2 separate regions of the Homo sapiens genome follow, and region 1 is linked to region 2. A link is an interaction called in ENCODE POLR2A ChIA-PET data of the cell type or tissue named here. Cell type or tissue: PC-3. All regions are shown on one strand. Each heading gives the region's core, and the rest is flanking DNA. Links, peaks and the distances in the headings are about the cores only. Region 1 has its middle 30 kb from the start of KLF13. Region 2 has its middle 130 kb from the start of KLF13.

Region 1 (5,378 bases), core at 58-5,057, 160 kb after region 2:
TCCCTGGGAGGCCCCATCTTGGTGAAGGGGGCACCACGCTCCTCCTGGCCCAGGCCAGGTGATGCGGTATTCCTTTAGAGTCCTCCCCCCCCTCCTTCCCTGCATTCCCCTGTCACCCCCTGCATGGAGGCCAGTGCCACCATCAGAGCTCCTATTCCGGGCCCTCCTCCAGTGGTGCCCTCCCCACAGACAAGGAGTCTGTGGGCCCAGGAGATCTGCCCACCCAGACCTGTGCCCCTTCTAGACCATGCAGCTGGCCCTGGGGCCTAGAATTCCCCCCAGACACCTCCACCTGGGCCTCATGGGTCTCCCCGGGTCTCTTCCTGATAGGGGTGCACAGCTGTGGGCCTTGCGCCAGAAGGGGCAGCTGTTTCCAGTGATAATCCCCATGTGGGCTGGGCTGGGCTCGGCTGGGCTGGGCTAGCGGGACTGTGGGATGGGCAAGGAGTGGGAGACGAGGGGAACCGGCGGGGCCTAGGCCACACTTCTGTGCAGAACGGATTCCAGGATCCTACACTTGAGGCTGGCCTTGCGGTCATTGTGAAGACTTAGCTGTCAAGGTAAACGGATAGAAGGTATCCCATCAGCAGTGCGGTAGCTGAACCCATCACTTTCCTACACCAGGACATTGTGACATTGCGCTATAATGAGGAATATGCATTTGGCCTTTGTGGTCTCCCCACCCTCTTTCCTGCCACATGGCTTCTAAAACTCTTGAATCTCCAAAGCCATAAGTGTCTTTTTGTGTGCTCATGGGAGGGACTGGTGGCTAGGGACTCCTGGGTAGAATCAGGAGCGGGGTTGGTTGCCAGGGGAACCAACCAATAATCAGAGGGTTGGGATTTCAGCTCCACTACCCGCCTTCAGAGAGGGGAGAAGAGCTGAAGGTCAACTTGATCACCAATGGCCAGTGATGTAATCAATCAGTCTATGTAATGGAGCTTCCATAAAAACCTGAAATGACAGGTTGGGAGAACCCTATGCTGAACACACAGAGGGGCTGGGAGGGTGGCACGTAGAGAGGCCCGGAAGCTCCCACCCCTTTCCACGCTGACCACCTGTGCATGTCTTCCATCTGGCAGTTTATCTGTATCTTTTACAAGATCCTTTAAAATAAACCGGTAAACGTAAGTAAAGTGTTTCCCTGAGTTCTGTGAGCCATTCTAGTAAATGACTGAACCCAGGGAGGGAGTCCCGGGAACCCCTGATTTACAGCCTGTTTGTCAGAAACACAAGTGACAACCTGGACCTGCAATCAGCATGTGACGGGGCGGGGCAGCTCTCTGGGACTGAGCCCAGCCCTTAACCTGTGGGGTCTGATGCTATCAAAGTAGATTGAGTCAGAATTGAGTTACACTGTAGGACACCTGTTTGGCATTTGTAGAGAACTGCATTGCTTGGTGTGGGAGAAGCAACCCACACTTCCAGAGACTGGAGTGGTGCACACAGGTACAGAAGACACATGGCTTGCCCTTCCTGCACAGGTGTGGAGCAGGTGGGCTTTGGGGTGCGCTCAGCCCTGCAGCCCTGAAAGGTGCCTTGATCTGGCCCCCGTATCACTGCCCGAGCTGGGGCTCAGCCCCTCACTTCCGCTAGTCCCAAACCCACTGCTTTCCCAAGCCTCTCCATGCTGAAGGAGCAGCTCTGACCAGACTCACCCAGGCCCTTTTGGCCCCTTTCCCCACGAGCTCAAGGCCTAGGACTTCCCTTGGTTGTCATCACCCATGTCCTTGCAACCCACCCCAGGGTTTTAAGGCTGACTTCCCACTAGCTCTGTCTTATCCCCGCATACCCTTCTCCCCACCCCTGGTGAGCTCAATGGGTGGCCGGCCCATTGGCTGTGACCCCCGTTTCCCCACTATTTGAGGCTCACCTTGATGTGCCCCCTCCTCCCTGCCAGTGATGTGGGGACCGTCCTGGCTGGCCACTACCAGCTGTTTGACTCTCTCCCCACTTGCTGAGAGGGGCTGAGGACCCTGTCCTGCTGATGAGACATAAACAAAAGTCGGCTGGGAATTCCTGGCTAAGGTTTCCTCTCTGATAAAAGAGACCCACAGGAAGAAATAGTCTAGCATGTTCCACTGGACTTTTGCCATTGTCAGGATATCACATCTTTTACCAGCCAAGGGTGAGGCCACACCCGGAGGAGGGCCACACTCAGGGAGACACCCTGGAGCCTGGCATAGGGTGCCCACTGCCACCCTGCCTCTGCACTTTCTGCTACAAGATCCTCAGTCCCTGTTGCTCCTCCAGCTTGAGCCTGGGTCTTTGTCACTTGCAGCCAAACAAACACCCTACACCTGGCACTGCCCTGCAGAGCCTCGTCTGATTCAGTCCCTGGCCTCCTCCCAGGACTCAATCCCTGCTGCCTTTGTGCTCTGGCCCCCTGAGGCAGAACACCACCCGCCAATGTGTACCTGAAAGGCAAAGGTCATCCCGCATCCAGGGCTGCGTCCTGCCCTCTCCTGCCCCTCCCGGCGTCCTGGTGGCAGGCCAGATGCCCGTCCAATAGAGTTCAGTTGAGTTTGTTGACACAATGCATTTTTTTTGTAAAACATCCACTGTGAACCTGCTCCTTTTGTTGTGCAATATCTTTAAAGTCCACATGGTATTAGATTTGTGAAGTAGGAAAACATTTCTCCCTCCCTAGAGATTAATTAACAGCTTCTATTACAGGTCTGCAGTCTCTAACTCACAGTTCCAAAATCTAAATATTCCTGAAAACCAAGACTTTTTCCATAAGTTTGTGGCAAACTCATTTGGTGGCAAAACCTGACCTGGTCAGATATAAGGATAGTTAAAGTCTTAGTGTGAATATTTGCATGTTTCACAGCAAAAATGTATGAATGTGCTTGGTCATGAGTTGCCACCCCGATCCTGTTAGCATGTTACTTAACATACATATGCAGTTTATTACTGGTCTAAAATCCAAATGTTCTGAATCAGAAAAGCATCCACCCCCAAGGGTTTCTAATAAAGAATCACGGAACTGTGTTAGATAGCAAGCGCTTTATAAATGTTCTTTATTTTCCTTTTTTTTTGCCTTGACTGCCAAGAAGGTCAAATTTAAATAATTAAGCTTATTCACAGCAACAAGGCTTTGTCTCAAGTTTCTTAATACAATTATCCTGTCTTTTTATAACTTGCCTTTAAAAAAATTATTTCCACAATATAGCTTTCTTGAATTGGTGTCTTTTATTTAATTCTGGTTTACAACATAATTTTTTTAAATGAAGATAAACTTACAGCAAATTTGTGACTCCAGAAGGCTTCTATGGACTATTGGGACAGATGGTCTGTAAGTGTCTCTGTCTGCCATCCCACCTCCTAGGGGGAAGGAGGGGTGGGGCTGGTCCTATCGTGGATCGATTCTCCCCGTGCATCGATTCTCCCTGTGCCTCACTGCATGTCCAGGGGAAACAAGGGACACTCCCCTGCCATCCCAGCAGCCACAGCCCTCGGAGGCTTCTCAGTGAACTCGTCCATCCCACATCCATCCTGCCACCATCCACATGCAACAACCCGCCTACTTCGGGTCAGTGCAGCAAATAACTGGCTTGTAAATTTGCATCATCAACAACCTCCCTAATTCTTCCATCAGATCCACCCTGCTAGGGAGACCCAAACATAGCATTTATAGAAGTCATACATTATGAGCTAATTTTTTCATACAAGACTATTTGTGTGGATATATTGACAACAGAGTATACATGTTTAGTGCTACAATAAAAAGAGTGACAAGTGCTAACTGATGGGGACTATGGGTGATTCTTTTGGGGGACTTGCCATTACATTCTAAATTTTCAATGATGGATAGGTATTACTTTTGCAGTAACAATCAGGAGTACAAGTTTGTGTTTAATTGCTTTGCAAATATTATCATAGAGCTGCTTCTTAGAGTATGGCAGCCTTTTTCTAAGAAACAGGCTTCCCTGGATCTCCCTAAGACAGTTTCACGGGACTGTGTCAGAAGTCTGAAAATGCAATCAGGCTGTACAATATTTATTTCAATTAAATTTCTTAGGCTATCTCTTTTATCAGGTAACATTTTAATTTTATGTATTTTTTTTTATAGACAGGGTCTCACTCTGCCACCCAGACTGGAGTACAGTGGTACAATCATAGCTCACTCTAACCTTGAACTCCTGGGCTCAAGTGATCCTCCCAAGTGATCCTCCCTGCTCAGCCTCCCAAAGTGCTGGGATTACAGGTATGAGTCATCATGCTCCACCAGGTAACATATTTAAAAAGCAACTTAGAGCTTTGTCTACATGCTGTCAAAGCAGTCCAATAATTCAATAATTCTGATTAAAATAAGCAGACTTTCACTTCCAGTTAAGACAGAGCACTGGCATCACACTAGCCTTCCTGCTGCAAACAAGTTGGAAACCAGACAAAATATATGAAAAAACTATTTGCAAATAACAGGCAGTGCAGGCACATGATCCCTCAGAGCAGCTAGGCAGAGAGCATGAGCCCTACAATCGACCTGGCTTCTTGCCTGCAGGCATTTCCCAGCCCTGGGACAGAGAGGGGATCCAGCAGAGAACAGTGGTCTTGCCGAGCTGAGGAAACTGCAACTGGAGTTTGAGGAGGCAGAAAAAGGGGCTCATAGGCCAGGCATGGTGGCTTCTGCCTGTAATCCCAGCACTCTGGGAGGCCAAGGTGGGTGAATCACTTGAGGTCAGCAGTTCAAGACCAGCCTGGCCAACATGGCGAAACCCCATCTCTACTAAAATTACAAAAATTAGCCAGGCATGGTGGTGAGTGCCTGTAGTCCCAGCTACTCGGGAGGCTGAGGCAGGAGAATTACTTGAACCCAGGAGGCAGAGGTTGCAGTGAGCTGAGATCATGCCAATTACACTCCAGCCTTGGCAACAGAGCTAGACTCCATCTCAAAAAAAAAAAAAAAGAAACAAAAAAGAAAAAGGGGTTCATGAATCTGCATGGGGTCACCCTGAGTCTCAGATGAACACAGATGTGTACCTATATAGGGCAAGAATCCATGGGGCTGGGCATACAACCACAATGCACAGGTATAGGCAGCTGTAGACATTGCAGTAACCAGAGCTCACACAGGTTGGGAGGCCCTCAAGTTCTGGCCAGCCAGAGGAGAGAGTCCTCACTGAACACCAAATTACAGTCATGCACTACATAACGATATTTTTGGCCAACGATGGATCACATATATGACAGGAGTCCCATAAGATTATAATGGGGCTAAAAAATTCCTCTCACCTAGTGACATCGTAGCCATGTGACATTATAATACAACACATTACCTTTCCTATGTTTAGATATGTCTAGATACACAAATATTTACCATTGTGTCACAGTTGCCTACAGTATTCAGCAGCACGTTGCACAGGTTTGTAGCC
Region 2 (5,310 bases), core at 1-5,000:
CCACAGCCTGCAATGTGCCACGTGTCCCTCCAGACACCCAAGGCCATATGCGCATGCGTGAGGATATTTGTGTGAGTGCTTTGTACATGTGGGAGCATGCTGTGCACATGTCCAAATATCTTGATCACAGAATCCTGCTTTCTGGAAAGACACATGCCATTGTGTGAATGGATGATACTTAAGTCATCCTGTTTGGTGGGCATTGGGTGTTTCCTGACTTTTGTCACAAACACTGCTTCAGTGAACACATTTGTCATTGTCTTTACTCAATCATGAGCACATTTGCAGAATAAAATCCTACAGAAGAAATCACTGAGTCACATGTGTGCAAACACAGTTTGTTTGAGTGATGTTGCTGGAGCCGTGGGGAGTCGAGGTGGGCAGAGCCCAGCGAGGGGTCCACACCAAAACTGGCCAGACACCAGCCACAGGGCCTCTGACCTCGGCCACACTCCCCAGGGGGCACCAGAGGAGCAGCGCCAGCATGCCCCGAAGACAGGACGAATGCCCACAGTCAGCACCACCATAGGGAGGAGGAGCAGAGGAGGGCTGAGGAGACTCAGGCATCTGAATAAGACTGAGATTCCCATTAGGCTTTGCCCATCCAGGACCAGCTGAGAGGACCAGAAGCAGTGCTGAGTCCAATTGCCCTGTAGACCCTCCAGCCTGAGGAGCAAGGTGCAGTGGATGGGGACAACTGTTCCAGAAGTATGAGTGGGAAGCAGCTGCATTCATCTGCATGTAGGAGAAGCAGCCACATTCCCCTGTACCTGGAGTCTCAGCTGGAGGTCCACAGTATCTTCCCAGGAGAGGCAGGTCAGCATTTCTTATCCTGCCTCCAGCTGCCTGAGGTTAAGTTCTAGGTGAGGGTGACGAGAGGTGGGGGCTCCCTGATGTCCAGCCACCACTCGTGACATGAAGGCTCTGCCTTGGGCACAGTGCTGCTGAGAATAGTGAGGCCCCACCAGAAGAGGTAAGCTGAAAAAACCCAAAGCTACTGCCCACCTCCATCCATCAAGTGCCTAGCTCCTGAGGTGGGACTATCACCTGGAGAGAAGTGCACCCTTGTCCCCACCCCCAGCTCAATATCCATTGCTTGGAGATTTTTCCCAGAGAACCTGAGGAGTTCATCTGGAGTCAGAACATATATCAAATTCAGTTCATATCCACAAGGATTGGTTCCAGGACTCCCCAAGGATACCAAAATCCATGAGTGCTCAAGTCTCTTGTATAAAATGGCCTAGTATTTGCATATAAAATACACACATCCTCCCATATACTTTGAATCATTAAATTACTTATGCAAGGTAAATACTAATGCAATATACATGCTAGGTAAATATTTGTTATACTGTATTGCATAGGGAATAATGACAAAGAAAAAAGGCAGTTCAATATGGACACAACCATCTTCTTCTTTAAAAAAAAACAAACTAACAGTATTTTCTATCTGCGGTTGGTTAAATGATGGCTGTGGAACTCAATGATATGGAGGGCCAACAGTACCAACCTCCAGAACCACTCCTTCAAAGGATCCTGTATTTGATTGACTCCGTCTGTAGAGCAATTGAATCTCAAGGGCATTGTTGAGAACAACACCACAATCAGCCAGCAATTACTGGAGCTTAAAGCTGGTGTGGTCAGGGAAAGAGACAGTCAAAGAGGGACTGCCAAAACCACTGCCATCACTGTGACTGTGGAGCCAAAGCTGCCTGAAGAAGCAATAGCAAATGTTCAACACCAGGGGAGTAGGTTTCACTTAAACAATCCAGCCCTTCACTAAAAAATAAACAAGTAAATAGCAAGCCCTCTGGGGGAAATGGGGACAAGCACCCAGAGATGCTACAATATATTATCTGTTATCTAAAATATCCCAGCAAAAAATAATGAAACATGCTAAGAAACAGGAAAGCATCATCTGTACCTCAGAAAAAAACAGCAAGAGAAACTTCCTGTGAGAGTAACTCGATGTCAGATTTTTAAAAATAAATTTTATTTGTCTATATTTGAGGTTTACAACATGATGTTATATGTATACACAGAAAAATGGTTACAATAGTGTAGCAGATGAACATAGCTGTCATCTCCTATAGCTACTTTTTTGTGACAAGAGCAGCTAAATAGGTGTCAGATTTAACAAAGACTTTAAAGTGGCCATTATAATATGTTCAAAGAACTAAAGAAAGCCATGATTCAAGAAGTAAAGCATGATGACAATATCACATCAAATAGGAAATAGCAACAAAGAGAGAGAAATTATTTTTTAAATGAAGATACTGGAATTGGAAAGTACAATAATGGAAATAAAATTCACTAGAGTTTTTAGTGGATTAAACTGGCAGAAGATTAAAACTGGCAGAAGAAAGAATTCATTAACTTGAAGATAGATCATCAGAGAGTATGCAAGCCAAAGAACAGAGAGAAAAATAAATGAAAAGTGAACAGAGCTTCAGAGATATATGAGACACCATCAAGCACACTAGTATACACATCATGAGAATACCAGGAGAGCAGACAGAAGAGAAGGAAAAATATTCAAATAAATAATGACTGTAAAATTTCTAAGTTGATTGAAAAACAATATACATCCAGGAAGCTCAACAAACTCCAAGTAGGATAACCACAGACATCCACAAAGAGTAAAATGTACTATATCTCAAATAGTAAAAGTGCTGGAGGAAAAAAAAGCTGAAAGCCAAAATCAAGTAGACAATTTTGAAAACCTGCAAACAAAAAAACAAAACAAAGCAAAACAAAAACATGTCCCTTACAAAAGAATTCCCATAAGATTCACAGCTGCATTCTCAAAAAAAAAAAAAAAAAAAAAAAGGCCAAAAAGCACTGGAATCACATATTTAAAATGCTCAAACAGGCCAGACATGGTGGCTCACATCTGTAATCCCAGCACTTTGGGAGGCCAAGGCAGGCAGATCACCTGAGGTCGGGAGTTCAAGACCAGCCTGGCCAACATGGTGAAACCCCATCTCTACTAAAAATACAAAAATTAGCCAAGTGTGGTGGCACACACCTGTAATCCCAGCTACTCGGGAGGCTGAGGCAGGAGAATCGCTTGAACCCAGGAGGCAGACGTTGCAGTGAGCTGACATCGTGCCACTGCACTCCAGCCTGGGCAACAGAGTGAGGCTCTGTCTCAAAAAAATAAAAAATAGGTCCCTGCGGCGGGTGTGTTTCGGCCTGGCCTGGGCAGGCGCTTGTGCTGCCAGGGCGCCGGGCCCGGGGAGGCCGGGGTCTCGGGTGGCGGCCGGCCCAGGCGCTGGACTGCAGCAGGATGGGGAAGGCGAAGGTCCCCACCTCCAAGCGCGCCCCGAGCAGCCCCGTGGCTAAGCCGGGTCCTGTCAAGACGCTCACTTGGAAGAAAAACAAGAAGAAAAAAAGGTTTTGGAAAAGCAAGGCGCAGGAAGTAAGCAAGAAGCCAGGAAGCGGCCCTGGTGCTGTGGTGCGACCTCCAAAGGCACCAGAAGACTTTTCTCAAAACTGGAAGGTGCTGCAAGAGTGGCTGCTGAAACAAAAATCTCAGGCCCCAGAAAAGCCTTTTGTCATCTCTCAGATGGGTTCCAAAAAGAAGCCCAAAATTATCCAGCAAAACAAAAAAGAGATCTCGCCTCAAGTGAAGGGAGAGGAAATGCTGGCGGGAAAAGACCAAGAGGCCAGCAGGGGCTCTGTTCCTTCAGGCTCCAAGATGGACAGGAAGGCGCCAGTACCTCGCACCAAGGCCGGCGGAGCAGAGCACAATAAGAAAGGAACCAAGGAAAGGACAAATGGTGATATTGTTCCAGAATGAGGGGACATCAAGCATAAGAAGCAGAAAGCTAAGGAGGCAGACCCTGCCCCACCCACCGAGGAAGACATGTGGTTTGACGACGTGGACCCGGCGGATATCGAAGCTGCCATAGGTCCAGAGGTGGCCAAGATAGCGAGGAAACAGTTGAGTCACAGTGAGGGCAGCGTCAGCCTCAGACTCGTGGAAGAGCCGGCCTTCGGCGGCCTGACAAGAGCCTTAGCCTTGGACTGTGAGATGGTGGGCGTGAGTCCTAAAGGGGAGGAGAGCGTGGCCGCCCGTGTATCCATCATGAACCAGTAGGGGAAGTGCGTTTATGACAAGTAGTCAAACCAACCGAGCCCGTGACGGACTATAGGACAGCGGTCAGTGGGATTCAGCCTGAGAACCTCAAGCAGGGAGAAGAGCTTGAAGTTGTTCAGAAGGAACAACTGTCAGAAGGAACAACGGTACTGTCACCGCTTATCTTCAGTGACACCCTGGGGTGAGGGGCTCAGCACCTTCCTCTCGGGGAGCCACATTTTCCTCCTTTGTCTTAGGGGACATAACAAGCTCTGCTGGGCTTGAGGGACCCAGACCAGGTGTCTGCAGTCAGCTCCTGAGACACGGCTGGCCGGCACAACAGGTGTTACATCAGGGGTTTCCTGTGGCCGTTTGGACTTTGAGCGTTTATCTAAATTAAATTGGCCCAGGGTTGGCTGGTGGGTCACCCAGCAGAGGCTTCTCCCCATAGCACGAGGATGTGTCGTCTGGGCACGGTGACCGCGGTTATTCCTGGAGGTCGGCAGACATGCCGACCTTGGGCTATTTGAGCTGGAGAAGCTATGTGATGCTAGCCAGTAGCTTTCTTGGCTAGGCCCCAGTTTGAGGCTCCCCTGGGAACTAGAGTCAGGAACAGCCAGTGGCACTGACAAGGGGACGGAGTCCAAGGCATTATTGGGCCACCTGACAGCTGGACAGAAAAGGTGCAGTCACACCGAGGATGTGATTTAAAATAAATGCAGAAGTTTACTTTGAAAAAAAATGAATAAAATAAAAATAAAAAATAAAATAAAATGCTCAAAAAGAAAAAAAAAAACTATATCCAGCAAAACTATCTTTCAAACATGAAGATGAGCTGAGCATGGTGACTTATGCCTGTAATCCCAGCACTTGGGAGGCAGAGGTGGAAGTATGGCTTGAGGCCAGGAGTTTGAGACCAGCCTGCACAACTTAGCAAGACCCCATCTCTACAAAAAATAAAACGAAAAATAAATGAAGGTAAAATAAACTCTCAAATAAACAAAAACTGACAGATTTTGTTGCTACCCGACTTCACTTCCCCACTTACAAGAAATACTAAAAGAAGTTCTTCAGGCTAAAACAAAGTGACCCCAGAGGGTAATTAGAATGTACCCTAAAAAAAAACCCAAAAAGTGCTGGTATAGGTAATTACGTAATTACATCGTATAATTGCAAAAGACATATAAAATGCATGTTTTTTTCATTGTTCTCTTAACTGATTTTAAAAG

What was found. ChIA-PET counts read pairs that join two places held together with the same protein. Peaks named below come from ENCODE experiments on the same cell type or tissue, not always from the same donor. Only the 100,000 strongest peaks of a DNase experiment are listed, where the experiment ranks them.
Region 1: POLR2A ChIA-PET joins it to region 2 with 5 read pairs; 3 of 35 experiments call an interaction of 5 or more read pairs at or near these places.

The regions. Positions count from the first base shown.
Region 1 is chr15:31,293,910-31,299,287 of GRCh38, reverse strand. No RefSeq gene overlaps it. Among named protein-coding and RNA genes, the nearest start is that of KLF13, 30 kb to the left of the region's middle. RefSeq lists an enhancer at 180-495. In PC-3, for the core only: no CTCF peak of the experiment used is centred there; a DNase peak (open chromatin) is centred at 2,407.
Region 2 is chr15:31,452,118-31,457,427 of GRCh38, reverse strand. It overlaps the pseudogene LOC400347. Among named protein-coding and RNA genes, the nearest start is that of KLF13, 130 kb to the right of the region's middle. In PC-3, for the core only: no CTCF peak of the experiment used is centred there; no DNase peak of the experiment used is centred there.